Regions from separate parts of the Mus musculus genome. Here regions 1, 2 and 3 are each linked to region 4. The links are chromatin loops, found by intact Hi-C in ENCODE. Cell type or tissue: left cerebral cortex. All regions are shown on one strand. Region 1 overlaps Prkce (protein kinase C, epsilon). Region 2 overlaps Prkce (protein kinase C, epsilon). Region 3 overlaps Prkce (protein kinase C, epsilon). Region 4 overlaps Prkce (protein kinase C, epsilon).

What was found. Hi-C counts contacts between places; a loop is a spot of excess contacts. Peaks named below come from ENCODE experiments on the same cell type or tissue, not always from the same donor. Only the 100,000 strongest peaks of a DNase experiment are listed, where the experiment ranks them.
Region 1: a loop joins it to region 4, with 9 times the contacts of the local background. A loop is called at or near these places in 3 of 42 quality-filtered maps.
Region 2: a loop joins it to region 4, with 7 times the contacts of the local background. A loop is called at or near these places in 4 of 42 quality-filtered maps.
Region 3: a loop joins it to region 4, with 7 times the contacts of the local background. A loop is called at or near these places in 3 of 42 quality-filtered maps.

Annotation. Positions count from the first base shown.
Region 1 is chr17:86,339,390-86,347,389 of GRCm38, reverse strand. The region is part of intron 1 of Prkce (protein kinase C, epsilon); the gene reads right to left. Among named protein-coding and RNA genes, the nearest start is that of 2010106C02Rik, 56 kb to the right of the region's middle. In left cerebral cortex, no CTCF peak of the experiment used is centred here; DNase peaks (open chromatin) are centred at 1,939 and 3,118; H3K27ac peaks cover 2,608 bases.
Region 2 is chr17:86,297,167-86,305,166 of GRCm38, reverse strand. All of the region lies in intron 1 of Prkce (protein kinase C, epsilon), which reads right to left. Among named protein-coding and RNA genes, the nearest start is that of 2010106C02Rik, 14 kb to the right of the region's middle. In left cerebral cortex, no CTCF peak of the experiment used is centred here; DNase peaks (open chromatin) are centred at 1,418, 2,707, 3,031, 3,722 and 1 more place; H3K4me3 peaks cover 541 bases; H3K27ac peaks cover 1,332 bases.
Region 3 is chr17:86,435,064-86,443,063 of GRCm38, reverse strand. All of the region lies in intron 2 of Prkce (protein kinase C, epsilon), which reads right to left. The region is part of intron 1 of Gm30284 (a long non-coding RNA gene); the gene reads left to right. Among named protein-coding and RNA genes, the nearest start is that of Gm30284, 5.9 kb to the left of the region's middle. In left cerebral cortex, no CTCF peak of the experiment used is centred here; DNase peaks (open chromatin) are centred at 3,636, 4,592, 4,976 and 6,137; H3K4me3 peaks cover 883 bases; H3K27ac peaks cover 2,671 bases.
Region 4 is chr17:86,245,737-86,253,736 of GRCm38, reverse strand. All of the region lies in intron 1 of Prkce (protein kinase C, epsilon), which reads right to left. Among named protein-coding and RNA genes, the nearest start is that of Gm52296, 6.4 kb to the right of the region's middle. In left cerebral cortex, no CTCF peak of the experiment used is centred here; DNase peaks (open chromatin) are centred at 3,035, 3,508, 5,943, 7,289 and 1 more place; H3K27ac peaks cover 2,336 bases.

The DNA.
Region 1 (8,000 bases), 94 kb before region 4:
ACACACGGATGCACGAATACAACGTACGCATGCCAAAGTAAAAATGGGGATATAACTCAGGAGTAAAATGCTTGTTTGACATTCACAAGTGTCAAACCCCAGTATTGGAGGGAGGGAGGGAGGGAGGGAGGGAGGGAGGGAGGGAGGAAAAGAGAGAGAGAGAAAGAGAGAGAGAATATGAAACAAAGATACAGGACCCAAATCTGTACCCTTCAGTACACCACAGTCCCCAGGCCTTCCTGGCATGAAAGAGACCAGGCAAAGCAGGGTCGTCGTGGTAGCCAACATGCTCTAGTTAGAGTTGGTAGAAAGAGCAAAGCACCAAGACGTGGTAGGAGAGACAAGGGGACCGGGATGGATTTGACCACAGTGCATTGTCTACAGATAGTATGATATTGGAAAAAATTTAAAAGTAAAAATTAAAGCCACCAAAGCACTGTGATGGGCAATGTTGACGCCATTCCTAAGTGCCGATTTGGAATCTAGCAGCTAATTTTGTGGCTCCTCACCTGGGGAGGAACCTGCTATCCATTCTATTAACAGAACGCATTGAATGGTCAAGAGGCTATGGGATGCAAGTAATGAAATGTGTTTCAAGGTTCCACTGTGAAGGCGAGCTACCATAGCAACTGCTTCTATAAAATAATGGGGGGGGGGGGTTGTTTCTCTCCGAAATGACTCTCACTGTAGTGTTAAGATGTTACACAGGAGACAGGAGATGGCTTAGTGGGTAAGGGTGGGTTTTTTTTATGAAAGCAAGAGAATCTTGAGTTCAAATCCCTAGCACCCGTGTGACACATGACCATGTATGCTCCCTGCAGCCTGTGAGGGCAGAGATAGGCAGACCCCAGGAGTGGTTGGCCAGCTAGCCTCACTCAAGCCACGAGCATCAGGTTCAGTGAGAGATCCAGAGTCAAAAATTAAAAGGAGGGATGATTAGAAACACTTTTCTCTGGCTTCCGTCTGTGCACACGAGGATACTTACGCCACCCGACTTCCACACACTGATGTTATATAGGCTTTTGTGCACATCCCTGCAGGGCAGGGTCTATCTGTTCAGCACACAGAAGAGATTTAACCAGCATTTGTGTGGTGCTTGGGATTGAACTCAGGGCCCCATGATGCTAGGTCACGTGCTCCTCAGCTGAACGACACCCCCCTCCCCCCCAGGACTAAAAGATGTCTGCGAATCTTGCTCCAACAAAAACATGGCCTATGAAATTACTTCAACATTGCAAACGCTGGATCTGCACAGGCGGATGATGGAGGGGTTGTGCTTTTAAAGATAACAATCTACACGCAGATGCCCAAAGCAGCACCACTCCTTAAAGCCCCAAACTGGAAGCAACACTATGTTCTACAGCAGGTACGAGGAGAAGCGACCCCGTGCAACATCCACATAATGGAATTTTGCTTAGCAAGGAAAACGAATAAATTACCGATACTCAGATGAACGCTGTGCCAAAGACACCAAGCACCATATGGTTTCATTTATATAAGGTCCCAAAACAAGCAACACTAATTTACAATGACAAGAACCACAAGGGTGACTACCTCCTGGGGGCAGAGGTGACCGATGACTGCCAAGAGACACAGAAGAACCTTTGGGAAGATGGAAAATGTCTCTACCTTAAATGTCGTGGCGATGGCGTGAGTGCACACATTTGAGGAGATGCAGCAAGCGATGCACTCAAAATGGCTGCCCTTGGCTGCATGAGAGTCGCTTCTCAATGAAGTTGCTCTTTATAAAGAAGGAGGAAAAAGAGTTTTCACCTAAGGATTCCTCCACAAGCTTCCTTTAAATAATAAATCATCTTTCCACCCTCAGAGCATTTAAAATTTCATGTTCCAGTTTTAAAAATAAAAGGACTCATTCAGGGTTTTTCACGAGCACATCTGTCACACAACATAATGTACACCTACCCGCGTGGGCGCACACATTCACACACCACCCACGGGTGCGAACACATTCGCAGGCACGCAGCTGAGCCACCCTCTCCTGTCGTCTGTGATCAAAATACAATAATAGCAAGAAAAACACATCCAACATGAAGGTTCACGCGTCTACCGAGTCATTTAAGCCTCTTTCTCTGTGTGCAAATCTCTATTTCCCCACAGATAAAATAAGATGACCTTGCCAGATGATCTGTGGTGAGTTTTGATGGCCCAAATGACCTAAAATTACACAAAAAGGGTAAATAAATAATATCATTTGATAAGTCATTCTACAAGTTAAAAAAAAAAAAAAGGAAAGAGCTCTAAATGTGGTGGCTACATCTCTGGAATTCAGAAGTGGGAGCAGCAAGATGCAATGTGTTTCTATGCTTAATGGTTGTGCAGAACACACACACACTCCAGCGACAGACTCTTTCTATGGGGACTCTTGCTTACAATGTTCTTCTTAATTTTTTTATGTTTTTATGTCCCCCGCCCCTCCCCCATCTCTGTGTGTGTATGTGTAGGTACACATGTATAAACATGTGTGAAGGGAGAGGATGGCCTCAGGTATTGTTCTTGCCTTCTCCTTGTTCAAGGCAGGGTCTCTTGGTGTTTGCTGCTACACACTGTAGATACACTGGCCCACAGGCTTCCTTAGAGACTCTTGTCTCTGCTTCCTGACTCCCTTTAGGAGCACGGGGCTTACAGAACACATTACTTTAGGAACACTGGAATTACAGAACACATTACTTTAGGAACACTGGAATTACAGAACACATTGCTTTCCCGGGCTTTATGTGGATTCTGAGGAGCTGAACTCGGAATCTCACACTTAGGAGACAAGGCTTTACCCACTGAGCCATCTTCCCACCCACTAGCAGGACATTTCATCAACAGGAAACAGGAGCTGCCGCATGGGATACGGAGACCAGACCAGAGCCACCTTCTCTGTTCCTAACCCTTTTGTTTTGAAAATTCCATCCAGGATAATTTGTATAAAGTTTTAAGTCAGTACCTTTTTACAAAATAAAATGTCCTTTTGAATGCATTGGCTGTGGGGACACCGTAATAAGTGTCCCTCAAATCTGCCTGGCACACTGCTTTTCCCATCCCTCACAGCCAGCTCACAGAAACCAGTTGCAAAGCAGCCTCGTGAACGTCACATTGTCTACACCAGAAGCCGGCATTGCCTATCTTAGCTCTCGATAGGCCACAAAGGCAGTAAACACAAGTTAGCGCCTCTTCCTCTTTCCAGTGGCCCAGAGACGGCCCTGAAGAGCTGCCAGCTTCTTCTGGTGACACAGGTGGCTCAAAGCAAATAAGTCTATGTGCTGTCCAAACCCAGCAAACATTCCAAGGGGCCAAGCCTTACAGAGAGCATGGGTGATGGTTTACGGAGCATCACCTGGTCATGGTATACATAATGTTTCTATCTCAGAAGACAATGGCAACACACAGCTATAAGCCCTGACAGAAGGTGGTGGGCACAAACAGAACAAGCTGCACAAGTGTAATCCTATCTGGTCCTTCAGAAGTGAAAAGCTCCCAGCTCTAAGCCTGTATTTTGCAATCTGTATTTTGTTTGGGAATAGTCTCTCTCTCTCTCTCCCTCTCTCTCTCTCTCTCTCCCTCTCTCTCTCTCTCTCTGTCTGTCTCTCTCTGTCTCTCTCTCTCTCCCTCCCTCCCCCCTCTCTCTCTGTCTCTCTCCATTTAGATGTATGCTTAGCTTATTTTCCTGTTTCTCACCTTATACCAGGACGGCTCAGTGATGGAGACACTGATGCTCGACTGTCTGGGTTCAAATTCCAGCACTGTCTGTTACAAGCTGTGTGGCACTTGCTTTGATTTCTTCATCTCTTTGTGAACTAAGCCCTTGGGCCCATGCTCCATAGCTAGCAAAACCAGAGATACTTCTTGGACACGACAATGAATGCAAAGGCCCTGCAATGTCCTCCTAGATCCTAACTGTAAAGCACATGAAACCTACACAAAGCAGCGGGGCACCTCAGGCAGTGAGCACGGACTGGATGCAGGCTACCCAGTAGTAGGCAACCGCTGCCCTCTGGACACATTTCTGTACAATGATATTCTGGATATCAAGTCTGATTCCTTATTGCTTTGCTCATACAGTTGGAACTGTGTCCTCTGAGAAAAAGAACAGTTTTGTAAAGATCGTGGAAGCATGAAACGTAAGAGTCAGAAACACTTAGAAATAACTTGGTCCAAGAACACAAAGAAACATAAATTAAAAACAAGGGTAAAATCTTTTTCCCTTTTGTTTGGCAAATTGACCAGTTTTTCCTCTTGGGCTATGTATTTCTGTGTTATTGAGAACTAAAATATAACCCAAACTGACTGTAATGAAGTGTTTGCTTTTCAGAAATCAAAACCTACTTGTCTGCTTGAGAAGGGAGCCTCTTGTCCCATCACTTCCAAGGAGGACCGATTTTTAATAAGCCCTGTTGGAGTTTTTCTCATGGCCTCTAAATAACGCATGCTTCCCCATACTGGTTCATTACTCTAAGAGTTCTCTCTTCCTTGCTGCTTCTATAGATGAGCTCTTAGCTCAGCTGACAACTCCTTCCTCATTCCCTTTCCACAGAGCCGTCTACATCCTGACTCTCAGTTCTTAAGCACTTGATCAAGGTCAGCGGTACAAGCTTGCCTTTGCATATATGGGGTCCTGAGTTTGATCCTCAACATCACACACACACACACACACACACACACACGCATGCACGCATGCACGTATGCACCCACTCACCCACGCACGCATGCACACACACGCACCTTACTCCTCAATTTCTTTACAGCTGGAAAAAGACACGGAAAGGGTCAATTCCTCACCACATGAACTATCTCTTACCCTGTACATTTCTGTAACTAAAAAGCATCAGTGCGTCTTGCTTTCCCCATCTTTGGCCTCCCCTGTTCCTACATCTTTGTAGTTCCAACGTTAACTGTTAGACACTTCAGGCTGACCGTGCAGACATTCTGGTCTGTCTAGCCATAGTTAAGATCCATGCTTTGTTAAGCAGTGGTTCTAAAATCTGAAAATTAATATTATTTATGTATGAAGGCTTTGTAAATCGCCAATCTTTACACTTATATACTTGCCTATATTCACATTCTTAGCCACTCACAAAAGCAGTAATTCACATGCTATCCAGTGGGCAATATACCTATCCTCAAACTCAAATGGAGTCTTCATGTTCCATTCTACCGACTACTTTTCTATGGTCACCAAGGTTTCCCAGGATCCTTTTCTCTAGGATGTGTCCATCTGGAAATCCACCATGGCTTCCCTTTTTCATTTGGCCCAGTGGCTTTCTTGGTTGATGCTTAAGTATGGTGCTGAGCCTCAGGTCACTGCTGGGTGCAGTCACTATCATCAGAATCCCTTGTCTCCTGTTATGGGTTTTTTTCTAGGAAGGTGTACTCTGACTGAAATTCTGATGAGCAAAAGGGTCCAAAGTCATCATTCCAAGACTTGGTGTGCCTGTCTTCATGAGGGAATGATGCTCTGACTAGATAAAGAATTCTAGGTTTTAAAAAAACCAAACAACAAAAACCACAATCTATCCAAACTTTCCTTTAACAGCGATATGGTGAATAGACTCTGATGTCAACCCAACAGCCGTGGCTTAGTGTGAGGCTCTGTCTGCTTGATTTGTTTCCACTCTGTAAGTCTGGGGTCCTTTTCATCCCCGCTGTTGTGAAATTTCACAGTGACGTGCCTTCGGAGGCTTTTGATCATTTTTGTTGAAACTGGACTTGCAAAAGCTACTCTGCTATTTATTTTTTGAATTCTTTGTTGTGGGTTCTTTTTCATTTTCATTCTTAAAAAAAAAAAACCACACTTATTATCATATGTTGGGCCAGTAGAATTGATTCCTAGTTGTCTTACTATGTTAATATGTTTTTATTCCATAGTCTAGGCTTCCTTGAGTTTATCTTATAATCCTTCCACTGAACTTAATATTTCTAATAATACATTGAGTCTATGCCTATGCCTTCCTATGTCTTCATGGCTCTCTTTTCTTCTTCTGGTATATATATATATATATCACATTTTGAAGAACAGTATTCTTTCAAATGTTTGCCCTCAGGGTTAGATAGGGGGAGCCCTCCCTTACCGAAAGGAGTCCTTAAAAGAGAAATGGTTTCTACTGCAAAGATTAGCTCCACGCCAGTTTTCCCATTCTCCTCAAAATTTCTGCCATTTCTTTTGCAAATGGCCTTTCAACTTCTCACCCCAGTAGTCAGCCTGGCTCCCGTCCTTCCGTCCTTCCGCAGTGAGACTAAGACTACATCTCTACAGCCAAGCATTGGTTTTCAGGCCTACCCTTGGAGTAAGCATTCTCCTGGCCAGAGTCCTTCAGAGCTCTGCAGAGAACCCGGCTCCACGCTAGGCTGCAGAATTCTTTAAACCAGTGCCTCTCAGCCTTCCTATTGCTGCCGCCCTTTAGTCCTGTTCCTCAGATTGTGGTGACCCCAACCATAAAATTATTTCATTGTTGCTTCATAACCTTATTCTTATGAATCATGACGGAAATGTCTGATATGTGACTCGGCCCTCAGGTTGAGAACTGCTGCTCTGTGTTGTTTTGAACTGAGGCTCTCTGGTACCCCCAGTCTCCTAGACTGGGGAGCACCCGGCTGTTTCCTCTCCTCTCCCAGAGACTTCAGATAAGTGGTGGGCTCTTTCTGCTTACCCGGTTGTCACACAGAGTCCCCCACCCTTTTCCTTTTTCTGTTGTGGACATGGAATCTTGAGCGGGCAAAGGAACAAACACATTTGTTTCAAGAAAACCTGGAATGGAAATTTCCAAAACATGTCACCTGAAGTGATATTTTGCAGAGCTGCGAAGAATGAGGAGAAAGAGACATTCATGTAAGACTGTGCTCATGGGCCGTGAACTGTGGCAACATTTGTAAAGATTATTTTAGCATTATGTAGCAACAGGAAACAAAACAAAACAAACAAACAAAAACAAAACAACAAACTCTTGACCTTGCAATTCTGCTTTTGGGAATTTATCTTAATGACATATTTGCAAAAATATTTAACTACAAAGATAATGATTACAGTATTATTAAGAGTTTAAAATTAGAAAACAATGGTTTAGTTAATAGCTAACTATCTAGATAAATGGTAGCCTATTCAAATCATTATGTACCATGCAAAATATTTAAGATTATATTTAATAACATGAAAAACTATCCACAATGTGGTATTAAGTGTTAAAATTGGCTTGTAAAAGAATATATGTCCTTTGATCCAATCTTGTTGAAGACGAGTGTGTAGTAGAGATAGCTAAATGAAAAAAATTTTTTAAAGATCTATGGATATGATTTGTGTGTGTGTGTGTGTGTGTGTCTTCATGAATAGTTTTTAAACTTTCTACCTTTCTGCTATTTTCTAACACTTTTTGGTTTTTAAAAATGTTCTTTTCTTTTAAGAATATTATGTAAACCAATCCCCTTAGTCGCAAGCAATGAAATTAAGGCACAGAATGGCTGAACAATCCATCAGGCTGTAAGCAAATGTCTCGAAACCAACAACCAGGAAATAGAAGCTCGGTTTTCTGAATTTCTTTACTTTTGGGATACAAGTTAAAATTGGGGCATGAGTTTAAGACTGCATATGTCCATAGGGGTCCATACGGGTCCATAGGGGTGTGATTTTCAGGTCGATGGTAACAGTGCTGTCCATTGCTAACCAGGGGGAAGAGGTGTGGCATCCTCTGAGGCTGGACGTGTTTTAAAAATGCCAGATCTCATTGGTCAGATGATGGGCACACATCCCTGCCATGCTGTTGTCCATGTTGTCCCCTCACCAGGCAATCAAGGCCACAATCTTCATTTCTACAAGCATACATTGAATCACAGTCTCTTAATCTGTCCTGGGTGCTCAATAAAACAGGAAAAAGGCTCTAAGAAAACCAAGCACATCCCTCAGACTTGTACCAGGTAAAGTAATGGAAGATTTATCAGGCAAGTCAAAGTCGGTGCCATTTTAGCCCCAGTCAGATATTTATCACCTGACTCTGTGATATGCT
Region 2 (8,000 bases), 51 kb before region 4:
CGCTCTTGAGGAAGGGCTCTACACGGACTGCTCGCCAATTCCATTTGCAGCAAGCTGAAACAGCTGTGCCTCTCTGAGTCTCAGCTGCCCCACACGGCAGTAAGAGACGAGCTCTCAGGATGACCGGAATCCAGGCCTAGGGAGGTAGGCATGCTGTGGATCTGATCTACATTCATGTCTGCCAGTGTCTCAATCGCCCAGAACCAAAATCCGAAACAGGCCATAAAAACAACCTCAACACTCAACTCCTCCTTGCTTGGTGTTCTAGTCAGGCCGCTAACCACCTTGCCCTTGTCCTTGACAACTGACCGACGGGCTCAGGTTCCAGCTGAGCCCAGGTCCTGGTTCCAAATATGTTATCGAGGAAATGTAAACAGTCACTGCCGTTCTGATGGCTGCTGGTGGCATCAGCACAGAGTGTGTGGCTCCGCCGTCGATTGTGGCAGTGGAACCTGGAACTGGCTGACAGCCTTCCACCATGGAGGCTTCCACACCGAGGTGAAGGTGAGCGCATGGGTGAGAAACGAGGACGTGGAGTTGCTTTGTGACACCAACGTTGTGGGAACTGGACCAAGGCGTCTGTTGTTTAGGAATTCTTGCAACAAGAAAACAAGATCGCCTAGACCCCTGGTCAGCTCTCAGGTTCCCCAATGGTGGGGTTGAGACAAGGCTAGACAACCTGCTGCTCCTCCTCCTCCTTCTCCCCCTTCTCCTCCTCCTCCTCCCCCTCCTCTTCCTTCTTCCTCCACCTTTCTCCTCCTCTTTTCTCCCCCTCCTCCTTCCTCCTCCTGCTTCCAAAGTAAGCAGTTTAGTGATGGAACCCCTTGTAGTCAGTCCCTGATGTGTTCTGCCCAAGAGAAGGTGTAAAATGGCAGTGGGGGAACAGACTCTGTTATGTTTAGTATAATGATGAGACATTGCTAGTAACTATGATAAGAACTTAATATTTACTGAGCACTGTGTTTCAGCCAAGTACCTATGAGCACAAGGCCACTTACAGACCTCAATCACCAATCCCCATGGACTCAGCCTCAGAACCTGATAAACGATAGAACTCTCATCCAGTGCCAGGTCTCAAGCTCCGAGAGCTACAGTTAGCAGCGAGGCAGACGGAGGAGCACATTAAGCCCTTATCTGGAAACAGCCACTTGTAAGGAAAGCGCAGCCCTTATGACTCCCGGGGTCAGATCATCTCTCATGATCTAACTCTGCAAGTAGCGAGTCAGGCTCATTAAGTTCTGTAGCCAGATCAATCAAACAACCTCATGCCGCAAGGAAAGAAGACAGAGGATGTGAGAACAGAGAAATGCTGATCCTGTTGTCCAAAGCTAGACGGCGCATGCGCCACTGTCACGGGGCTGTAGCTTGCCACCCTGCTGCAAGCCAGGGTGGGTGTTCCACTCTGGCAGGGCCTTCTTTATACTTTCTAGACAGCCTAGGATATAAACCAGACACATGGAGCTGGGGGCTGTGCCAGAGGAAACAGGAGGCAAGTGGTTCTTCTCACACCTCACGACCTGTCAGAGGTGCATCTACAAGCCTTTCAGAAACGCCACTCTAGGCCTTTCCTTGGTCACTAATGTGAGCTGAGAGGCCGTGTGTGGGAGTCAGAGGGACTTGGATGAGCGCTTGTTCTGTTTCCTTTGCAAAGGAGGTATTGGCCTCAGGCCTCTCCTCAAGGTACAGGCCTTGGGTCTCTTGAGAACGAAGGCACCACGTTCTCCATTCTACCGCCAACACCACCATCAGGACCATGAGATCATGCTGGCAGCTGCTTGGCCAGAGAGGCACCATCTTCGAAAATGTCTGTTGAAGGCACTGGGGCACAGTGACAATTAACTTCCAAAAGTTCCCTGTGTCTCTCGACGGTCCCCCGGCACAAGATGAAAACAAGCAGCCACAGCAGAGGGTTACTCAAGGCTGCTCACAATGGTCAGGACCCCGGTAATCCTGGGGGGGGCTAGGGCCACAACAGAGGCCCTGATGAAGTGGCCATTTCCGGCAGCCCCATTTCCTCTCATTGTACTTTGGTGGGACAAAAAAATGTTACAGTGAGCAGCCATTGGGTCACATAGAATACTTGAATAGATACATCCTACAACCCTTGAAAACCTCCTCTGTGCCCTGATAACAGAGCTAAAAATACCACGGGCCCTACTAGTGGATTGGAGATTCCAAGTCAGAGGCAGGACCACGTGTGTGTGTGTTTTCCGCACATCCTGAAGATTTCCTTATGTGTCTCACATCCTCCTCCCCCGACCGACGGACCGACCAACCGACCGGGTGTCACCACTGCAATGCTGAGACATCCTGGTTACTACACCTCATTCAACTGCATAGCTAATCTGAGTTTGAAGAGTGTGCTCGTGGGTATCTCTCTTGTTACCTGCCCCTCCTGTAAATCCATGAGCCCCTGAGTAGGAGACCACTTGGCCCTACAGCTCACGCTCAACTTCCCCTGGGGCCCAAAAGGCTCTGTTCCACCATGTAGCCAACCTTGCCCGTTGCTTTCGCCTGGCCTAGAGTCCCTGGCTGACGTCTGCTTGCTCTCGTTCTCTTCCCCGCTCTGCCTCTCACTATGTTTTGATTTTGCTGGTCACTCTGCTCTCTAAGTCCATCCAAGCACCACACTAGGTGCAATTACCGAGCGTGCCCAGAGCTGCATTAGGCTAAGTTCTGAAACCCGGGCTGTGGTCCAAGCTCATGAGCTCATGGCAGAGGCTCAGTGCTCCCCAGCGGGGCCTTCATAGAAGCCTGGTTTCTCCCAGCTTGGAGAACAGTACTTCGGTTTTATAGGGCCTACTGTAGCTGTTCCTACAGTCACCAGCAGAAAAATGTCCCTTGGTCTCTACTCTGTGTGCAGTTTCCAAACCTATGGGTCATCCAGTCGGGTGGTTCACCTACGGAATCTGGACTCTGGGGGGAGGAGAGGAGCTAGCAGCTCCTGAGTCTGGGATTACAGTGTGAGCTGCTCCATTCCGTTGGAAATCTGAACTTGAACCAAAGCCTCCGGTGACTCACTGGGAGAGGGTGAGAAATCCTAGCTTTACAGCACACAGTAGGTTTTGGAACGAGGCTGACCTAGTTCTGTATGGTTTTACACAAGCTATACTGTGCAGTCTCCCCATCTGTAAAATGGGACCATTGCGCACTGAGGTTTCTACAGGACTATATGCTCTCCGTCAAGCTTAGTATAACAGTGACTTCTCTTCTTTGGCTGTGCATTTCCAAAGACTGTCAATTCATGTAATAAGGCACATGTAAAGTAAAAAACAAAAACAAAACAGGGCTATTGACAGCGGCTACCTTGGGTTGCAGCTGTAATTCAGAGACAACGTATTCGCCGAGCATGCACATGGTCCAATCCTCAACACAGTTCTGCAAACTCGCTCGCTAGCTAAGTCAATCACAATTAATTAAAAATAATGGCTCCTATAGACATTATTGAGAGGATCGGCATCCACAGGATAGACTCTGTGGCAAATGCCCAGGAAGGTTGGCTGCTGCTGTATCATAACAACCTTAGCCACTCATCGCCTTGCTCTACCTTCTCACACACAGAGCAGCCGGTCTCCCAACAGAACCTCAGGGCTGACGCCTGTCCCCGCACCTCAGAAATGGGACCCGGCTGCGTCAGGACTGCTTGTCTGGTTGCAGCGAGCTAGGCAGTGTGCAGATGGAGCCTAAAGATAAAATGGCTGAGAGCAGACACCAGAAAAGGAGTGGGAGGGCCCAGAAACGGAAGTCGGGGTAGAGAATATAAACTTCACTGATGTCACAGTTTTCTTGGAACCCCGTGGAGGAGGCTGCTAAATAGCAACTGCCGCTTGAACTGTCTCATTACTGTAACTCCTCCTGGAGTCCAGGGACACGTTCTCCTGGGTGTCCAAGCTAGGCATAACAGGAAATGCTGGAGAACACGGCACCATGCACAGGAACCCAGACCGCAAGGGGGGGGGGGGAAAGCACAGGACATATAGAAAACAGCAGAAGACGGAACTCAAGGTCCCCACGACATTGCTAACGAACGCCATGCAAAGATCTCAGGATGTGTCTGTGCAAGGCACAGGTGCTGCCTGGCAACCAGGAGATAACTAACCATCCCTCTATGCCTCGCAGGGCTGTAAGATGAGTGTTCCTCAAGAGACACAAGGAGGCTTGGCTGCTTCCTGCTGCCAGTAGATCCCTAGAAGGTGTTGGGTCACTGTTGGTGGGTAAGGGAGAGGCTTCAAGGCAGCCTCCAGATCCTTTGTCTCTACTTCGCTCCAGCAGGCACCGGGCACTGCTTTCCAGCTGTCCGCTGCTGCACGGAAGGCAGAGGTCAGAGCGTGGCTTCCTGGAGGAACCACACATCTGCTGCACTTCCTAGGATGGACTGAGTGCTCTCTGGGCCACCACAGATCTCCCCAGCTCCCCACCACAGATCCCCTGGACCTGATCCTATCACTTAATGCCCCGACTCTGAGAGCAACCATCCTCATTAGTTTGGGAAATCAAACTAAGAGCTACACATAATGTCCACACAATTTTAAATGACAGGATTAGTTTTGTTTTCTGTTTCCCTGTAAAACCCACCCCTGTCGGTCCCACCCTGCCTCCCCCCAAGTGTTTCCTACCCTGTCAGCTTTCTCAAATCTTGGACAGCATATACTTTCAGCTTACTGTTCTTCTTTCTTAGGGAGTGTTAATTTTTGTTGTTGTTTTATGTTTTTGAGGCAATAAACAATAAAGTCTTAGCTGGCCCTAGAACTTACTATGTAGATCAAACTGACTTTGAATCAGAGTGATCCATCTGCTTCTGCCCCTCTGCCCCTCTGCCAACCCTCTGCCCCTCTGCCAACCCTCTGCCCCTCTGCCCCTCTGCCCCTCTGCCCCTCTGCCCCTCTGCTCCTCTGACCCTCTGCCTCTCTGTCTCTCCTCTACCTCTCTGCCCCTCTGCCTCTGTTGGGATGAAAGGTGTGCACCTCCATGCTTGGCTACATAGTGTTAATTAAAAAAAAAATGTGTTACTACCTGGGGAAACTAGTATTACTAGCCATAAATATTTTTTTGCTACAATAAAACCAAAACAATATTATTGTGAGGCTGTCTCCTTTTGTTTAAAAAGGGAGATTAGTGAGTGTTAAAGGTTAATGGTGCTGAAGCCCCAAGTTGCGTGTTTCTCCCTGATGTTATCAGAAGATTGAATGAAAACAAAAGAAATAGAGGGAGAAAGAATCTCATTTTTGAGGCACATTATATGTAGTACAATACCCCAAACCTAAACACACAGCCCTTTGAGTGTGGCAAATGTTTGCACCTATGTAAGGCTCCACAGTGAACCGTAAACACAAGGAGCGTTATCACTGTCTCAGCCTCCAGGCCACTTTCTCCATAGAACACACGTGGTCTCCCAGTGGAGAGCACAGGTGCTTTGACTGCTTTGATTTCTAGCCACACCCACTAGATTTGATCTTCTTTTGAACTTCAGATTTGGCTCACAGAAGGTTGTTTATTTTGTTTTTTGTTTTTTGGTTTTTTTTTTCTTTTTCATTGCTAAGTCAAAATTCTGATCATGTAATACTTTGGTATTTGAAGTTTTACAATGGGAAGGTATTATTTCTAAGTAGCCAGGTATGGTGGCACATGCTTTTAATCCCACTCGAGGCAGAGGCAAGTGGGCCTCTGTGAGTTTCAGGCAAGCCAGGAATACATCATACAGAGACCCTACCTGTCCTAGAACCCTGTCCTATTGCTGGGATGAGACGTCATGACCAAGGCAACTTATAAGAGAAAGCATTTAATTGGGCGTATGGTTTCAAAGGGAGGAGTCCATGATGACGGAGCAAAGAAAGACACAGGGGCAGCAAAGCTGAGAGCTCACCTCTTTGTCTGTCAGCAGGATGTCAGACTGGGGATGCTAAGATTCTTTGAAAACCTCCAACTCCATCCCCAGTGACACACATTCTCAAGGAGGTCACACCTACTAGTCCTCCCCAAACACTTCTTCAACCAACCGGAGGCCAAGGATGCAGACATAGGAGCTGCGGGGGGTGGGGGCATCCCCATGCATTCAGTCCATTGGACTGTCTTTCACATTGGGAAGCTGGGTTAGCACAGAAAATTCCAGTGGGATGCTGATTTACTGATTTGCCTCCCACTAAATCCCAATTAATCTGATTATCATTTAATCTCCTCTGCAGGAAATCGAGACCAATAGTCCTTTGTGACCCGACGACCCTTCCTTTTGCCTTGCTCAGACTGGCTGTGCTCCCCTCCTCCATGGACCATGGTCCCTCCACAGAGCTTGCTCTCCGCTCCTACTCCAGTCCTACAATTTCCCTCTCCTGGACCCTACGCGCAGAAACTCCCTACTCCTCTAAACCAAATTTATGCTTCACATTCACACACGGAGCTCCGTTTTTTTCTTTTCTTTTAATCTGTCTCCTTCTCAAGTAGAGCCTTGGGTCCTTGAGGGCAAGCAAAACGTTACCCTGACATGGACGACAGATATTGAGAGCAGGACAATCGTTGTGAATACATAGTTGACCAAAAGAAAATGAAAACTGCTTGCTGCTTAGATCCCTGTCCAGAGTCACAGCCTGAAGCTCAAATAGAAACGAGTACAATAGTGACTTCCATGGTTTTTTCTTTTTCTTCTTTGGCTTGGTGATTTTGATACAGGGTTCTCACTCTGTAGTCCAAACTGATGCCAGCCTTTAGCTGTTCTCCTGGCTGAGCCCCGGGAGGACTGAGTCTTCATGTGCCCAGCTACAGGAGAACATTTCCTTTGCAGATTCATGATGTTGCTGAAACTTTGTCCTCAAGATTCCTAGGTTCACCCTAAAAACCGAGCCCTGGGACTCTGGGGTAGGACTTAAGAGTCTGCGTGACTCTACTCCTGACAAACACTAATGGTGGTAGCCCATCAGCCACACCAAGAGAAACACATGACCCGGGGGGGGCGGGGTGAATATTGAGCATCCCCACATCTAGACAACTCAGAAAACCTTGGTTCTGGCCAGCAGGAAGCCTAAATTGCATTCTGGCTTATTGTACTTTCATCAGTGGAGGTAGCATAAAAACAAACAAACAAACAAAAAGAAAGAAAAACAGAAACAAACAAAATCCCTTGTGATCAGAGGTGACTAATGCAGTCTAAAATGTAGAGAGATGTCGATTCTGCGATTCTACATGAGGTCATAGTTGAGCAAAGCAAAAAAAAAAAAAAAAGTCACAGTTATTGGTCTGGGATCTGGCTCTGTTTCCCAAATAGCACTACCCAACCGTGCTTTTCTGTTCCCAGAAGCAGAATCAATAATAAAGGGATGTGTTGAAGCCTTGGGAGGGAGGGTGTATGTGAGTGTGTGCACTTGGCTGTGAGAGTGTATGACTGGATGTGCATGTGAGAGTGTATGTGTGTGTGTGTGTGTGTGTGTGTGTGTGTGTGTGTGTGTGTATGAGTGTATGAGTGTGTGTGTGTGTGCGTGCATGTGTGTATATGAGTGTGTGTGTGAGTGAGTGTGTGTGTGTGCATGTGCGTGTGTGTCTGTATGTCTGTGTAATGTCACAACATGGCTGTTCTTTTACATTAAAAGGCTAACCATGGGCAGCAGCTCAGGACTGTGCCTCCTAGGGAACTGGCATTCTTAACCAGGCTAATGAAGACCTCCAGCATTTGCCCTTTGCCACCAGAAAACAAAGAGCGTTTTGACGTGGCTGTGTGTAAGGGAGGTGGAAGTCGTTCCTGCGCTCAGGGCTTCCACTGAAAACAAACAAACAGCCCCAGCCAGGCTGGGGAGGGGGTAGAGGAGACCAGGACTGCCAAGCACTGGCCTGTGAGCATGGTGCCCAATGGGCCAGCAACGCACTAGTTATATTTGTAACTCGATTTGGATGGAGAAGGCGCATGGGAATAAATTGATTATCTTGAAATTGTAAGAGCAAAATTCACCAAGACAAAATGTAATGAGTTAATGAAGAGGAAGTACCTACACAAGTCACAGGTCACCTGAGGGTGC
Region 3 (8,000 bases), 190 kb before region 4:
AGGGGAGGGGAGAGGAGAGGAGGGGGAAGTGGAGGGAAGGGGAGGGAAGAGGGGAAGGGAGGGGAGGTGAGAGGAGGGGAGAGGAGAGGAGGGGAGAGGAGAGGAGAGGGGAGGGGAGGGGAGGGGAGGGGAGGAGAGGAGAGGAGAGGAGAGGGGAGGGGAGGGGAGAGGAGAGGGGAGGGGAGGGGAGAGGAGAGGGGAGGGGAGGGGAAGGGAGGAGAGGGGAGGGGAAGGGAGGGGAGGGGAGGGGAGGGGAGAGGAGAGGGGAGGGGAAGGGAGGAGAGGAGAGGAGAGGAGAGGAGAGGAGAGGAGAGGAGAGGAGAGGAGAGGAGAGGGGAAGGGGAGGGCAGGGCAGGGCAGGAAAAGAGACAGGAGGGGAGGGGAGGAGATGGGAGGGGAGGGGAGGGGGGAGTGGAGGGATGGTATATAAAAGAAGGAAGTGCTTCCTCCAATCTCTTGATCAAAGGCAACAAGAGCAGCCCAAGCAATATGCTGTGCTACAAGCAGCTTAGTTACCCTGGGGTCAAAACGCTACCCCAAGTAAGGAAGAAAGGACAGAGCACCATTTGAAAGGAAAAATGTAAAAGAAAACAAGGGTGTATATCCTTCTGGCCTTCAGGCAACAGGCAATGCGATTTTAATTGTAACACAAAAAGTACAAACCGCAAAGGAAAAAGATCAATTCAACTACATTAGATGGGAAGTTTTGCTCATCAAAAAATACATTTTCAAGAAGTAAAAAGGTAAGTCAATTATATGTTCGACAAAGACTTAGACCCAGAAATCTGTGGCTTCTTGTGGATCAATAGGAAAGAGACAGACAATCCCGTAGGATAATGGCTGAAAGACCTGAGTGGGCGCCATCCAAATGAAAATCCACAGTGCGCAATAGCTGCACAAAGAAATGCAAGCAGGGGAACAGAAATCGAGACCTGGAGGAGGTCCTGGGTGACTCTGTAAGAGCATGGTACACCTGCTCTCTCAGCACTTAGGAAGCTGGGGCAGGAGAATGGCAAGTGCCAGCCAACCTGGACAACATATGAACTTAAGGCCAGTGGAGACTCAAAATTAAAAAAAAATAAACTCTTAGTAGAAAATAATCAAACAAACAAAAAACAGCATGCTACACACACACACACACACACACAGTGAAAGATCTGAAAAGAGGGACTCAGGTACTGTGTACTACAATACTCAAAGCAGCACTAACCCCAGTAATCTAAAGGAAGAAAATCACTCAAATGCCCATCAACAGCTAAACAAGACACGGTCTGCACACGGTGGAATACTATTCAGCCTTAAAAAATAGGAAATGCTGAAACACGTTACAACATGGAAGCGACCTAAGGATGCCACACAAAGGGACCAACCTAATTACAACCAAACGAACACCGTGACTAAATTAAATCTGACAGAGCGGGACAGTGGACGGCTGCCAGGGGTTGGGGAGACAGGGAAAGAAGTAAGTGAAGGCTGTGGTGTTTCTGTTTGGAAGGACGATGCTTCCATCTGTCCAGGATGGATGGTAGTGAAGACTGCTCCCAAAAGGGAATACTTAAACATCACTACACTTAATGGTTCAAATGGCAAATACAATGTTAAATATATTTTACAAAATTATTTTTAAAAAGTGAAATATACAAATCAGAGCAGCTAAAAAAACGGGAAAGAGATGATCAACCCCTAGTTTGGCAAGGGTGTGTGGTGACTGCAGGTTGCAGACATCAGGCGAGAGCCATGGGTCACCTGGAACACAGTATTTACCAAGGCTGTGCAGCTGTGGACTTTGAGACTCAGGAGTCCTCTTCCTAGGCAAACACGCAACAGTAGCACACATACTTGCACACCAGCGCCACAAGCTACGATATTCACCGTGGCATTTATACTGCACAGCCATTGGACCCAAAACCACCACATCACTGATAGTAGGACTGATAGATACAGTCTTCCACAGGCAACTCGACAATGAAAATGAGCAAGGTATAAAAGACAAGGTGACCAATGGTGTCCCTCGGGAGAGTAAGGAAACATATTCTGTTCTTGGAAGTCAAGCATGCAGGAGGGTGGTGGGCTGGGAGGGAGCATCCCAGGATGAGTCCTGCTCTGTTTCTCCCTCTAGATGCTGAGCATCTGCGCTCTGTGAGGATTTAGCAAGCTGTACCCTTAGGGGCATTTTCCTGTCTGTGCTACTTGAATAAAAACTCAACAGAGGTGTCCTATGCAGCAGTACATGCCACGAAGCCTTCACTATAGAATCTTTGGGACCCAGAGTGTCCCAAACTTACGCCCTAATGGAACACTGGCAATGCAGAATACCACGTGCAGTTCCAAGCAGAGTAGAAGGTATCAACTCGGAAGCTTTATACAAGGTCTAAGTTTAGGATAGCCAGCTGATGCTCCTGGAAGGTGTTTTAGCACATTTTCCTCGTCGAATTCATTCTGGCATCTAATCCCATTTGAATGTCCGCAAATATTCACCTGACCTCTCAGCTCCATGAACTCAGACGTTCTGCTCTGATTTCTCTGGTGCTGATGACACCACATAGCCAGGTGTGTCATCAATATCAAAGCCATTTGTTTAATCACAGTACACCATAATGCTGAAGCTCTATAACAGTATAAGGAACGTTCAGGCAGCTACAAAACAATAAAAACCCAATCCAGCACGTACAGTGATGGATGTGTGTCTGTAAGTAAAAGAATGACTTGAGCTCGGGAGTTTGAGGCCAGCCTGGGCAACATATAAGAGCCTATCTAAAAGGAATAAAGACCAACCAATCAAAATGAGGGAAACGTGAATGCACCTAAGCATATAGATTTAAAGCAGGGCTGGAGAGATGGCTCAGTATTTTTTGGTCCTTGCTGCTTTTCCACAGGATATAAGTTTGGCTCCCAGTACCTATGTTGGGTGGCTCACAACCACTTGTAACCCTAGCTCTGGGAATGCAACTCCCTAGCTTCTATGCTCTCTCTCTCTCTCTCTCTCTCTCTCTCTCTCTCTCTCTCTCACACACACACACACACACACACACACACACACACACACACACAAACTAGAAAATAAATTTAAAAAGCTTAAAGCATTCTAGATGTTAGGCAAACTGTATTATGTCCCTGGTCTTCGTTCTGCAACCCCCAACTGGGGTCTGTCGGGATCTCAGAGTTGGCGTCAATGCCAGGGAAGTTACGAGAGGTACAGATAAGAACACAGATAATCAGGAGCACAACTCTGTGCTTAGCAGCCTCTGAACAAGCATGGTAAGCGACCTTCAGCTAAACCCGTGGGCACTGTAACCCAGAGCAGGGCAGTGGACAGGAGAAACGTAGACACATCCCCTTGCCTCAGGTCCTCAAATATCCCTATAGCCACCTCCTGAGGAACCACCAGTGGGGCAGCTCTGATCTCTCACCTGCTGTCTCTTTTGTACCCATGGATTTTTTGAGGCACACAAAGCCAGCCGTACAACAGATACATTGAGTGGATTCCTTCCAGGCGCCATGAATTATCTGCTGATGGTAGTCTCCCTAAATCAGTCACGAGACAGTCAGGTCCATGAGCAACCTGCAAGTGTGAGGTCATCTTCAGACTCTGTAAGAGGCATTTGTGCTAAAAGGTAGACAGCAGGAGCCTCCCTGGGAGTTGCGTGAGTGTGGGCAGACGTTCTGGTTTCACGAAGCAATATATGATCACTGTCCTACCAGGAACAGGCAGGACAGGGTCCGAGTAGGACTGGATTCGGGAGTCATTCCTATGTTTGTGAGATTTATTGGATGTTCAAGGTGAATCACCAGGGACTATTCTGGATCTGTCACTAACCGTGTAGTTTTGGTCACTGCCCCCACTCCATCTTTAAACCAACAAGCAGGAGCAGCGTACCTCCAGACTTATCACCCTGTGACTCTCTAACCCCGAGTGTTTCACCAAAACAGAAGCCAAGCCCTTTTAACTCACCCCATGACATGGTGTTCTGCTATCTTTAGACTCCATAGGTCCCCGCTTTTCTTCTGGGCTGTCACGTAGCATAACAATCGGGTGACTGATATGCTGAATTGGGAGTGTCACCTGCCTGCCAAGGATACTAGTAGACTTTGCTCACATTGTATTCTCCAGAAATGACAGCATGTAACCTTTGGTTTGCCCATTGGTTTACTGAATGGTTCATAAATGCAAAGTACTTGGAGCCATCCTGGCCTAGACACTAGGCTGGACATCCAGGAACACAGTGCACTAAAGCCAGGCCACACCCCCAGGGGGGGATGTTCTATGGAAATGCAGGAAGTAAACGCAACTAATGTACACTATAGTTCTACAGGGAAGGCCTGAGCACATAGAAGACAGAGGCAAGAGGTCAGGGGGGTAAAGATGAATGATGCAGAAGGAGGGGAGACAGAGGCGCAGAGACATGGAACTAGAAGACAGTGTTCCATGCAATTCTCAGAAAGAAAAACAAATCGCTGATGGATCTCCAGAGTAAAAAGAACCCCCTGAGAGTTGGAGTTTTCTAAGCATCGAGCTTTGGAGGGCGTCACAGTAGGACCTTTATTTAGCATCTTACTGCTAAGTCACCCACCTAAACACTTTTCTGTCTCCCAAAGAGGAGCAGATGCTCCCAGCATCTTTACTCAATCTTGGTTCCTGCTGCCCAAACATGGTCCCTGGGGTGGGGGTGGGGACTAAGTGGGAACTGAGCATGGCTACAAAGGTACAAAATGGAGAGTACACATGGAGTAGGATTATTTATATGTGGGCATCTTTACTTGGAGGGGGGGGGGGGAAATGCTCCTCTATCGTGTCTTAGTGTCTCAGACTAAGACTAAGGCGCAACTCATGTTTTTCACTTCTCTAGTCCAATTAGCTGCATATTTTTAGCACGTGTTATATAAGGCTCATCTGCCCAAATTCGCTGGCTTGGGGGCCTTTCCTTCCTTTCGTTTCACTGGTGGACTGACCCTCGTGGTAGGATGACGAGCGGATCATGACAAGTCTGTAAATAGCCTGCCCGGGGAGGGGTGGATGGAAAGAGCCCTGGAGATGAAGGGAGGGCTTGTATTTGGTGTGCCAGGGCTAAATCTAACCCTTCTAAAAGGGGAAAGCAAAGAGAACGCACAATTCCAAACTGAGCCGTAGAGCGTTATGAAAAGCTGCTCCGTCTACAAAGGGCACCAAGAAGCAGAATCACAGCTGAGACAGGTGCCCCGCAGCGCTGCTGGAGAAGCCCCCAGGTGGCCTCTGTCAGCGGAAGCAGAGTTTAAGGCTGGTAGAGCGGGAAGTGGTTCCACTACCACAGAAAACACATCACCTTTCTCAGGGCAGGGTTAGCAGCCTTTGAGTAGAAGGCTCTTCCATCACTGCCATACCCTGCAAGCTGGAGGGGCCGAACAAGGAGCCTGGATGATGTACCCAAAGAAGTTTCACTTTCTGTTTCAGTGTGCAGCACCAAGGCTAGGAGTCTCAACGATGCCCAGGACCAGACCACTTACCCCACATTCAATTTACAGAGATTACCATTTAGGCCATCGTACTTTACCTAAGTCCTTCTAAAACAGCAGTTCTCGGCCTGTGGGTCATGACCCCTTTAGCAAATATCTTCCAAAGTGTTTACTCTATGAATCATAACAGTAGGAAAATTACAGTTATGAAGTGGTAATGAAATAACCTTATGTTTGGGGGTCACCACAACCTGGGGAACTGTATTAGAGGGCCACAGCACTAGGAAGGCTGAGAACCACTGCTCTACAACCCGGTACTTAGAGAACAGAGTCTAGAAAGGCTTTTAGGGATGGAAGAGAGGACCTTAGCAGTCAAGGGATTAATGGCTAGGGGTGCGGCCTTACAGCCCTACAAATGACATTCAGAAGCCAGTCAGCCTTCCCCTAATTCTAGGCACATCACAAGCAAGCCTGAGTACACTGGGGCTCTTCACTTTGCACCGCCCAGGCAGGCCGACACCCTCTCTGTTCCTCTAGTGAAGGTGCCACAGTGGGCAGCTGCTTCCTCAGAAGGATGCACCTGTGTAAAGTCCTGGGCACGTCACAGACCACCTGAAGTCATCCTATAGCCAATGGAAGGATAAAGTGGTGCCTTTCCCCAACATCCATCGGCAGGTAGCAATTACGGGCTTGGCTACGGAATGAGATGACAAAATTCCCATCTACTGCAGGAAGGAGAACTGGCTCTCTTCAAGAGACTGCCTTCCTGCTGACGCACAGTTCTGGGGATGAGTTTCCTTCTCCAGTGCCCTTCCCCCTGATCTGAAGTGGCATGGCAGGTGGCATACCCTTGGGCTAGCACTTACAGCTGGGTGCTGCCTGTGAACACGAGGTCCAGGTTCTGCCTCCGGTGCTGGAAACAGTCTCAGCGGTTCTTGTCAGACAGAGCTGGACTTTCATCTCTTTGCTGTGCAACCTTGAGGGAAGGTGTTCTACTTATACAATACTTTTTTGACTATTTAAAGCAGAGGAGCTAACTCCTGCTCCCCAGGGAGGCAGTGAGGAATCTACCAGGTAATGCACGTGGAGGTGACTAGCACAGAGTCTGACCCAACAAGGCAATGTGCAGGGGTGTCTGCGTGCGTGTGTGTGCGTGTGTGTGTGTGTGTGTGTGTGTGTGTGTGCATATGGTATGTGTGTGCATGGTGTGTGTGTGTGTGTGTGTGTGTGTGAGTGTGCATGTATAGTGTGTGAGTGTGTGTCTGTGCATGTGGTGTGTGTGTGTGGTGTCTGTGCATGTGGTGTGTGTGTGTGGTGTCTGTGCATGTGGTATGTGTGTTTGAGTGTGTATGTATGCATGTGGTGTGTATGTGGTGTGTGTGCATGTGTTGTATGTGTGCACATGGTATGTGTGTGTGTGTGGTGTGTGTGTATGTAGTGTGTGTGATATGTGGTGTATGCATGTGGTGTGTGCTTGTGGTGTGTGTGTGTGGTGTGCCCATGTGCTGTGTGTGTGTGAATGTGTGTATGCATGTGGGGTGAGTGTGTGCATGTCGTGTGTGTGTTCGAGTATGTATGTATGCATGTGGTATGTATGTGGTATGTGTGTGTGCATGTGGTGTATGTTTGTGTGTGTGTGTGTGTGTGTACATGTGGTGTGTGTGTGTGTGTGCATGTGGGATGTGTGTGTGTGAATGAGTATCAGTCCTTGTTACACTTTCATGTGCAATGTTCCTCTATAAGCGTATGTGCTCTTCAATCTTGGCTCTCAGTTATTTACTATTTTGGGAGGTGGCAGAACCTTGAGAGGCAGGGCCTGGTTAGTGAAGGTGAGCCACAGAACCCAGGGCTTTGAGGGTCAAAACCAGGCTCTGTCCCTGCTCCCAGCTCTTTACTTCCTGTTTTGGTTAGCACATGAGAAGGTCTGTCATAGGCTTCTGTCACACCACACCATCCCTGCCACAAAGACCTGACTCTTAAGTTGCTCATTGGTGTCTTGTTAGAGCAGTGAAAAGGGTAACTGACAGCCCTCCAACTTCCTGGGCTCCAACAGTAAAGAAAACATCTAAGCTCATCAACTCACAAATGAATTTTTAGCTCCCTTTGTCCAACACGCTTGCCCTGTGTACAGACACATTCCACAGCCATCTCTCTTCTGTGTGCTTCTTTTCGGCCCAAGCACACATACTCAAACTCTCCTGATAGAACCCCTTGGCCCTACAGAAATCCTTCTTGGCCTGAACACTTCCAGCAACAGTTATCTACGACAGTGACAAGAGACACAGTAGTATAAAGGAAAAAAGGCACTGATGTTCAAATCCTTATAGATCTTAGCCTATTTTTCAACCAGAGACAATTAAGATCAAATATGAACTGGGCAGTGATGGCACACGCCTTTAATCCCAGCACTTAGGAGGCAGAGGCAGGTGGATTTCTGAGTTAGAGGCCAGCCTGGTCTACAGAGTGAGTTCCAGTACAGCCAGGGCTATACAGAGAAACTCTGTCTCAAAAAAAAAAAATCAAATATGATTATCTACATGAAAGAGGTATTAAATTGTCAGTACTTTGTA
Region 4 (8,000 bases):
GAGCAGAAGGGAACTGCATCTTGGAAAGTATGCTTTGCACGGCATCTTCTCTGGCTGCTCAGCGTTACTGTCAAACATCTGTGTCAGAGACAACTACGCCAGGCAGCAGTAGAACTGGGCAGGAAGAAACTGCAGCATCTGAGGGCTCAGAAGTGCATAACTGAATCTCCAAGCTAAAGCACAATTCCCAAACTGCAATGAGCCAGAAGGGACTGGGAGTTGGAAAGGATGAAGAATACAAAGACCAGCATGAGAAAGACTTGAAGAGACTTCCTGGGGGAGTGGCAGTGGGCAGAAGGAAGGGAGCACCTAAGTTGATCCTAATCAGTGTAGGATGACCTGTTGGACCGATAGGCAGGGGTGGACATGACAAAGGAGAGTGTTGGGCACCTCCTTTGCCAGACTTCTTCAAGCTCCTCCCATCCCTCAGCTGGCCGGGAAGCATTAATCACGCAGCATTGATAGCAGGAGTAGAGGCTATCTATGTATGCAACCGCCTCCTGAATCTTTTATCTCTCTGAGCTCCTCCACACCACTCTGTGCCTAATCCCTTTGCCTCGATTCCAGATGCTACATTTCCCAGATAGCTTCCACCTCTGACCTAGCCCAAGGGAAGAGGGTTGTGGTCCAGCATCATGGCTTGGGGTAGGATGGTGGTAGCCTCGGAAGGGCTGCCGACGTATTCATAATCACTTTCCAAGAAAAAACAACCTATCCTCGAATGGCTCTGATACTCTGTGGTTTCTTGGAAATTAGATTACAGCGGCTTCTCCAAGCTTCAGCCCATCGCATCCTACAGTTGTGATGTTCATTAACGTGTCAGTTCCACTGTCACCGAGGCAGCCAAGCCCTTGGGCTGTTAACGCTGGGTATAATTGCACACTATAAAATGGGCCCACTGTGGAGTACAGGTCCAAAGACTTGGATAAATATGTGTAGTCTTGTCATAACTACCACAATCAAGATAGAAAAGAAAATGTCACCTAAGAGATTCCCCCATCTTCCTTTGACCTCTGGCCCACCCCATCCTGGCAGCCACTCACGTCTTCATCACTGTCTTTTCGTATACACGGAATCTGCCATAAGTGCTCCTTTCACCTCTCAATGCTTTTAAGATCCATATCAAGTTCTTAAAGAAGATGGAAAGCAACAGAATGTGAAGGAAATGGTCATTGAGTCTTCAGGCCACCAAAGGGACCTGGAGGAGGAAAATGAGAACACACCAGTGTTTTCTGCAGCCTTTGCTGCTGCTACACTGTAAGAGCTGCCGCTACAGTGTAAGAGCTGTGTCTACACTGTAAAACAGGTTGGTAACTTAGCTACAAAAAGACACTGACTGAGCAGAGCAGCATAGAGTAATTAAAACAGCATGGACGTCCTTCTGCTGATGACCTTGGATGATCTGTTTTTCTGGGTTTATGTTCCTCCCCTCTGTTAGATGAGGGCCACACTCAGCTCCACACACAGTCTGGGTACCATGGCTTCCTCCCCTCTGTTAGATGAGGGCCACACTCAGCTCCACGCACAGTCTGGGTCTCACACACCGTCTGGGTACCATGGTTCTACCCATTGACTTTTATTGGCTGTCAGGAAAGACACACTCCTTTATCATTCTGTGTTCCCTAGAGATTCATAGTTGGATGTACGGGTGGGGCTGGTGACAGTCACTTCTGTTTCCACCTGGGATGGTGTCACCTGAGGGTATAACCAGCCCTGTCTCAGGAGTCTAGACAAAGACAGCAGCATCGTGCCCTCTGAGCATGTTGATCCTACGCTGCTGCCATCTGTCCCTGAACCATTACATGACCAATAAAGTCCCTTAACTTGCTTCATAAAAAAACAATACATGAGCAACCAAGTCAGAGGTATGGTATGAGGTGCTGGAAGAGTCATGAAATAACAACTGTATTGGAGCCATGTAAGTGACAGACGGGCAGGACGGTCAACATTCACCTCTTTAAGTCTCTAGAAACATGATTTGCAGCCCCGTTCAAGACTCATCTAGAACTTGTGGGCTCCCCCCTCCTCCCAAACAGTTGGGAAAACAGGTGTGCACCCCCACCCCCAACCTCCCTACCTGCATTCTTCTCCCATGTCAGAGATGAGGCCCAGGGCTTTGCAAATGACAAGCCGGCAAGAGATGTTATATACTTAATACATATAACTCTTAAGCTAAGGGCACGCACACATGACATATAGTCCCCGTGTACTAACCAAACGTCTAAGATTCATTGCCAACAGTTTAGGCTTTCTTAAAACCTCACCCCAACTTCCCAACATTCACATAATGTTAACAAGAAGTATAAATCAGAACCATTACTTATAAAAGGATTAAAAGATCATCTCCCTTATCCAGGCAATCACACATAAGGGGGGGGGAGTCCTTGAAGGCATGCCTCTAAGGAAAATGAGGAGGAAGGGGGGCATTTAGGGAAGGCCAAGGCACACATAAAGGAGCCTCAAAGCTTACACGTGGAACAGCAAATAAGCAATTTTGGCCAAGGTCTGCTTTATCTGTGAGTTTGGAGACACTGAATTAGAAAGGCTGAGCCAACTCCATATGGGACAACCTTGGAGATTTGAGTAAGAAAATCCCACCATTAAATCTGTATTAATTAATGTTTTTTAACTCACACAATTAGTACTATAAACCTTGTGAACAGTTGTTGAATGAAGCTGGAGGTAGGGGAGATGGGTGGTCCTAAGGCCAGGTAAGAGGAACTTCTTAAAATACTAAGAAAAGGGTTCTTAAAAAAGACCGTGAACAGGCAACACTGAGGCTTCTGGGAACCAACCAATAGTCATCAAGGGACAGAGCAAAGGGCCAAGGGATGCTGCAGAGTCCAAGTAGTAGAGGCTGGGCAAACAAGTGCAACTGGAGACAGGAGGGGAAACTCGAGTGAGCAGTGGGCTAAAAGCTCGTCCTTTGCTTTGTTGAATCTGAGGTGTTGGATGATGTCCACAAAGCATTTGGAAACATGCACAGAATCCCAGATGGCGAGACTGTTGGTGCCCAGAACAAAGGTAGGCTGCTCTGACAGTCAGAAAGGTAGTCAGAAAAGAAGCAAGGAGAGTTCTCGAGCAGGCTGGGGGAGGCCCCAGTGGTGGCAGGTCCCAGGAGACATCTCCATAGCAGAGGGAAGGGGACAGCTGTCCAGGAAAGTCACAGCAGAGCCTAGAGTCCTCTGCAAGGCCACTAGCAGGAGAATCCCAGACTCCTGGATAAATCTACCCCACTCTAGGTCTCCTGTCATGTGGATGAGATCGTTGCTTACCGCCCTGTCTCCCCCAGGCTGCCCACGTGGGACTTGGACAGGTGATGTATGTGTGAGCGCTGACGAGAAAGAAGCACAGAGCGTTCTGGGCCTGGCAGCAGTCACAGGCCAGGTGGGGAGGGCAGGCTGGTTCCACGAGGAGTGTTCCGAGCTCCTGATTTATCCAAGAGATGGAAGAAAAGCTCCAGCAAGCAGGCAGCCTGTACACCAGCCAAGACGTGGGCCACGGGTAATTCATTCTCACTCACTGGCTGGCTCACCCACCTCCCCGGCAGGATTTCATGTGGAAGACAGCTGTGTAGGAGGAACGTTTGGTCTTAAGTTGGCAGCACTGGCAGAACCATGCTTCCTCAGGGAACGGTCCAGGCCCCCACAGAGTACTGGTAGAGACTCTCACGACCAGGTCTCTGAGAGCAGACAGAAGCATTAAATGAAGGACGACTTCCTTCACCGAGAAGGTGGCAGTTGGCTTTCTGAATACCCACACTCCTCTTTGTTGAGCTCCTGTCCCACCCTAGTTGCTTCCGTTTTCCAAGATCTAGCTGTGGGTCTTGCCTCGCCAGCGTGGCACACTTCTGTCACCCACTCTTCCTCTCTAGCTCCACAGGATCTCGGCCGCACCAGAGGCTGCAGGTTCTGGTCTCTCCACTGCCTAATGCTCCCCCTGGCCCATCTTTCCCTCCTCTTGGTGGAGGACAAAGTCCAGGACAGTGAGAAGAAAGGGGTTTGGCCTTCTGCGTTCTCCAGGAGCTTGGCAGTGTGGTAGGAATGAGGGTGCCGCCTAGCCTGCCCCCTTAAGCAACCACAGGACCTGACAGAAAATGGGAGGAGCTTAAGCAATCACACAACACGATAGAAAATGGGAGGAACTTAGAATCCTTGCAGTGCAGACCAACAAAGTGAGAGTAATGGGCAGGCCTCAGAGCAGGAGGATTCAGGAAAACCTCCAGGAGGAGACATCTCTGTGTTTGCCTTGTCCCACACTGGTTTCTTCTAGTTTCCCCTAACACAGGGGGAAAGCGCTTTTGGTAGTGTGATCCAGTCACAGAAAAAAAACGGGTCCTGACAAACACAGATCTGCTTCCCTTTTGTCACACCGCAGAGCTCTCTGACCTTAGAAAAGTGAACTGGTCTCTACCAGCCTCAGTTTCCCATTCATAACATGAAAATAGAAACACGTATGTAAATTCTCCCTCTCCCCTTCCGTCTCCCTGTCTCTGCTTACTGTGACCTGAGCGCCAGCCACCACTGCAGACTCAGAGTCCCCTCAGAGCGTGAAGGTGGGGCGCACAGGGATGAAATGGTTCATCCACGGTGGTCAGAGCTAACACACGGGGAGCCAAGAATCCCTCTTGTGTCACCAAGAATCAACCCCTGTCACCTCACGCACCTTCAGCCCCTCCCAATGCTCTTGACCAAACTAAACAGCTCCGAAGTACTTGTTCCCATGGGAGTGGCACTCCCTGAGGACTCACAGAGCCAGAGGAGGGTCCACAGCAAGAAGAAAAATACTCAACTCGAAGTTACAGAACTCTCTACAGGGAGGTAGAGAAACACCAACTCTGCCACAGAGACAGTGGCCCACAGTGTCTTAACTGCTTCATCCCCAGGTTCCAGGGACTGTCCATGCCATGGGTGTAGAGAGCTGTACAAGGGGTGTACTGGCTAGTTTTGTGTCAACTTGACACAGCTGGAGTTATCACAGAGAAAGGAGCTTCAGTTGAGGAAATGCCTCCATGAGATCCAACTGTAAGGCATTTTCTCAATTAGTGATCAAGGGGGAAAGGCCCCTTGTGGGTGGGACCATCCCTGGGCTGGTAGTCTTGGGTTCTATAAGAGAGCAGGCTGAGCAAGCCAGGTGAGGCAAGCCAGTAAAGAACATCCCTCCATGGCCTCTGCATCAGCTCCTGCTCCCTGACCTGCTTGAGTTCCAGTCCTGACTTTCTTTGGTGATGAACAGCAGCATGGAAGTGTAAGCCGAATAAACCCTTTCCTCCCCAACTTGCCTCTTGGTCATGATGTTTGTGCAGGAATAGAAACCCTGACTAAGACAAGGGGTTTCTTGGGTACTGTTCCAGGATTGGCCCCTGTGGCAGGAGGGAAGGAAGCAAGGGCAGTCAGAGAGAGACATCAGTAATTGGTCTCAGCCAAGCCAAAAAGAAGCCCTGTGGCAAAGCTGGCTTTACAGAATTGCCTCAGATGGTGTGAATGGGATCAATGTTTACCACCCCCCCATCCCCACCTCTGCAGTCATCTTCCTGTGTTGGCTGCTCCAGGGTGGGACAAAGCCCGGGGCTCTTTTCCTGTAGTCTAGCCCTCCTGGGAAGGAGGAGCCAGTGCTATGCTATCAGCAGGACCTACCTGCAGCCACTGGAGGATGAGTGCTTCAGGCCCACAGGAGGAGGTGGGCTGTTTATTGAGACTCTTAATACACTGGTTTCAGGGTGATCTTGACACGTGCTGGTGTGGGTATAAGGGCTTGCTGCTTCACCAAGGCAGCAGGGCACCCAGCCCTGAGCACCTGTCTCCCCTTAGGCTCATCTGGAGCGCAATCTGTACCACAAAGCCATCTCTTCTCTTTTGTCACTCCCTGCCTGCCATCACTCAAGCCACTTGATGTGGAGGAACACCCTGCCTTTCTAGACTGCAGATTCTACGAAAATGAAGCTTTAACTAGAGATGTGAAATTTCAGAGCCAAATGCTTTCCATTGGCTGCACACTTCCTAGACATCCAAGTTGAACAGCCTGAAGGATACACTTTCTAACCACTCCATAGCCACTCAGCCTCAGCCGTCTGTCCCACACTGAGCCGCCTAAGCAGGATACACAGAAACCGTGGAGGAAGTATGCCCAAGAAACAGAGGCCCCATGAAACCTCTGCATCCCAAATGCCACATGGCGGACTCTCTGGGGAAATCACTCTTCCAAGAAGGAAGAGTCAGCAGCTCCTGGTGGCCTTGTGACTCAGAGCAGCAAAAAGAGACCCAAGATGTCCAGGCAGAGGCCATTCCTCCCAGTAACTTTGGTAGAGAGAATGTCTTCTCTGAGACATGTAGTTGCTGGGTTGAAGAACATTTCACGTTGGCTTCTTAGCCAGCTCTGTCACCTCCATCTATTCATTGTTCATATTCATTAAAATATACACCATTCAGACAGACTTGAGACCTTTGTTAAAGAGATCAATAAATGTCAGAATCCTAAGTAACGTGAAATGGCGCTGTATCCCCCTGGCTGCAAGACGGGAAATCCAAAGCATGAAGTGGTGCAGAAGTTGCTACCAATACACAAAGAGCCCCAACATCCAAATACCTTCCATCCGATTGGCTAGATAGATTTACAAAGGCATTTGGGGCCCACTGACAGGAAGCTCATGTCTTTGGGATACACCTGCCCAGCATTCCCATTCGAGGCCCGTCGTCTGCACTGGGATGACTGGAAATCCTGTATCCTCTCCTCTCCATCAAAAACAGTCTGTCTCAAATAAAGCTAACCAACATCAGGTTCATGTCCCGTGCTCTTCAAATAAGTGGTAAGATCTGTGGCTCTTCCCTGAGACATCTGTCATTAAGTCTCACCGTAACAAGATCTGGATTCCAGGAAAGGCTTCTTAAGGGTGAAATTCCAAAGACTGTGACAGACTGCTGGAAAGAGCATCCATGTTGAGCAGAGGGTCAGAGGCAATGCCTCATTTGCATAATAGACTGAACCCTGCACATCATTTGCATAATAGGCCACACACTTACTATTAGTTAAAAGAAAAATTATATAGGAGTTCAAAGACCCCTGGTTGTCAGGTCTCCTGCACGGTAATGCTATATTCGCGACCACTTAAGTCTCTATCCCTCTGTCATCCTTAAAATGTGTGAGAACCAAAGAACCGTGACTTTCTGTTTCCAGAAGAGTTAGAGTAAACAGAATCTTTCCAGACCAACCAATGTTTGCTACTCATCTTACTCCACCTCCTCATGCCTTTGGGCATCACTCCCAGGCCCCACATTTGTACACCAAGCCTGCACAGATCATGATCTAAAAGCATGATGGGAAAGCCACGGGGAACAGGCAGTTTTCTTGTTGAGTTGAATCCTCTTGGTCCAAGGAGTAAACTGCAAGAGGTAGACAGTCTCTTTACCACACGATTGCCGTCCTTACACAATGGGAACGCAACATGTCAAACAGGCAAAACTGTCACGCGTCCTTCACTAAGCCGCACCTTGGTCTCTGCTAATAGCATCTCACCTGCATTGCATTAGACTATACAGAAACACCACTCCAAACACTGGAGTACATTTCTTTGTCCCTTAATAATAATAACAGTGTCAGGGAAACTCTTCAGTCATAGTTTCCTTATGTCCAGGTACAATATCAGAAAGGGAAATGCAGCCCGACCTGAGAGCATGAGGGAAAGCTGTGTGTTTAGTACAGAGGGAGAATCCCACACTCACCGTCTCACATCTATACATAACTGGCAATGCACACGATCAAAATCGGATGCACGATGCAAGCAGAGGATTGCTCATATAGCCTGATAGATCTATACTGACTCAAGTAGAGACTCACCCAACCACTCTATTCCCTTTATAATCCATAAAAAGAGACCCCAGGCAGAAATCTGGGGCCCTTAGTGTGTTCACTCATGAGGGCTGCTGTCATTCCTGACCGGGTCTTCCTTTCTGCTGCTTACTACTGCTTTGCTTAAAAGACAGTTTCTTCACACTTCGTAATCT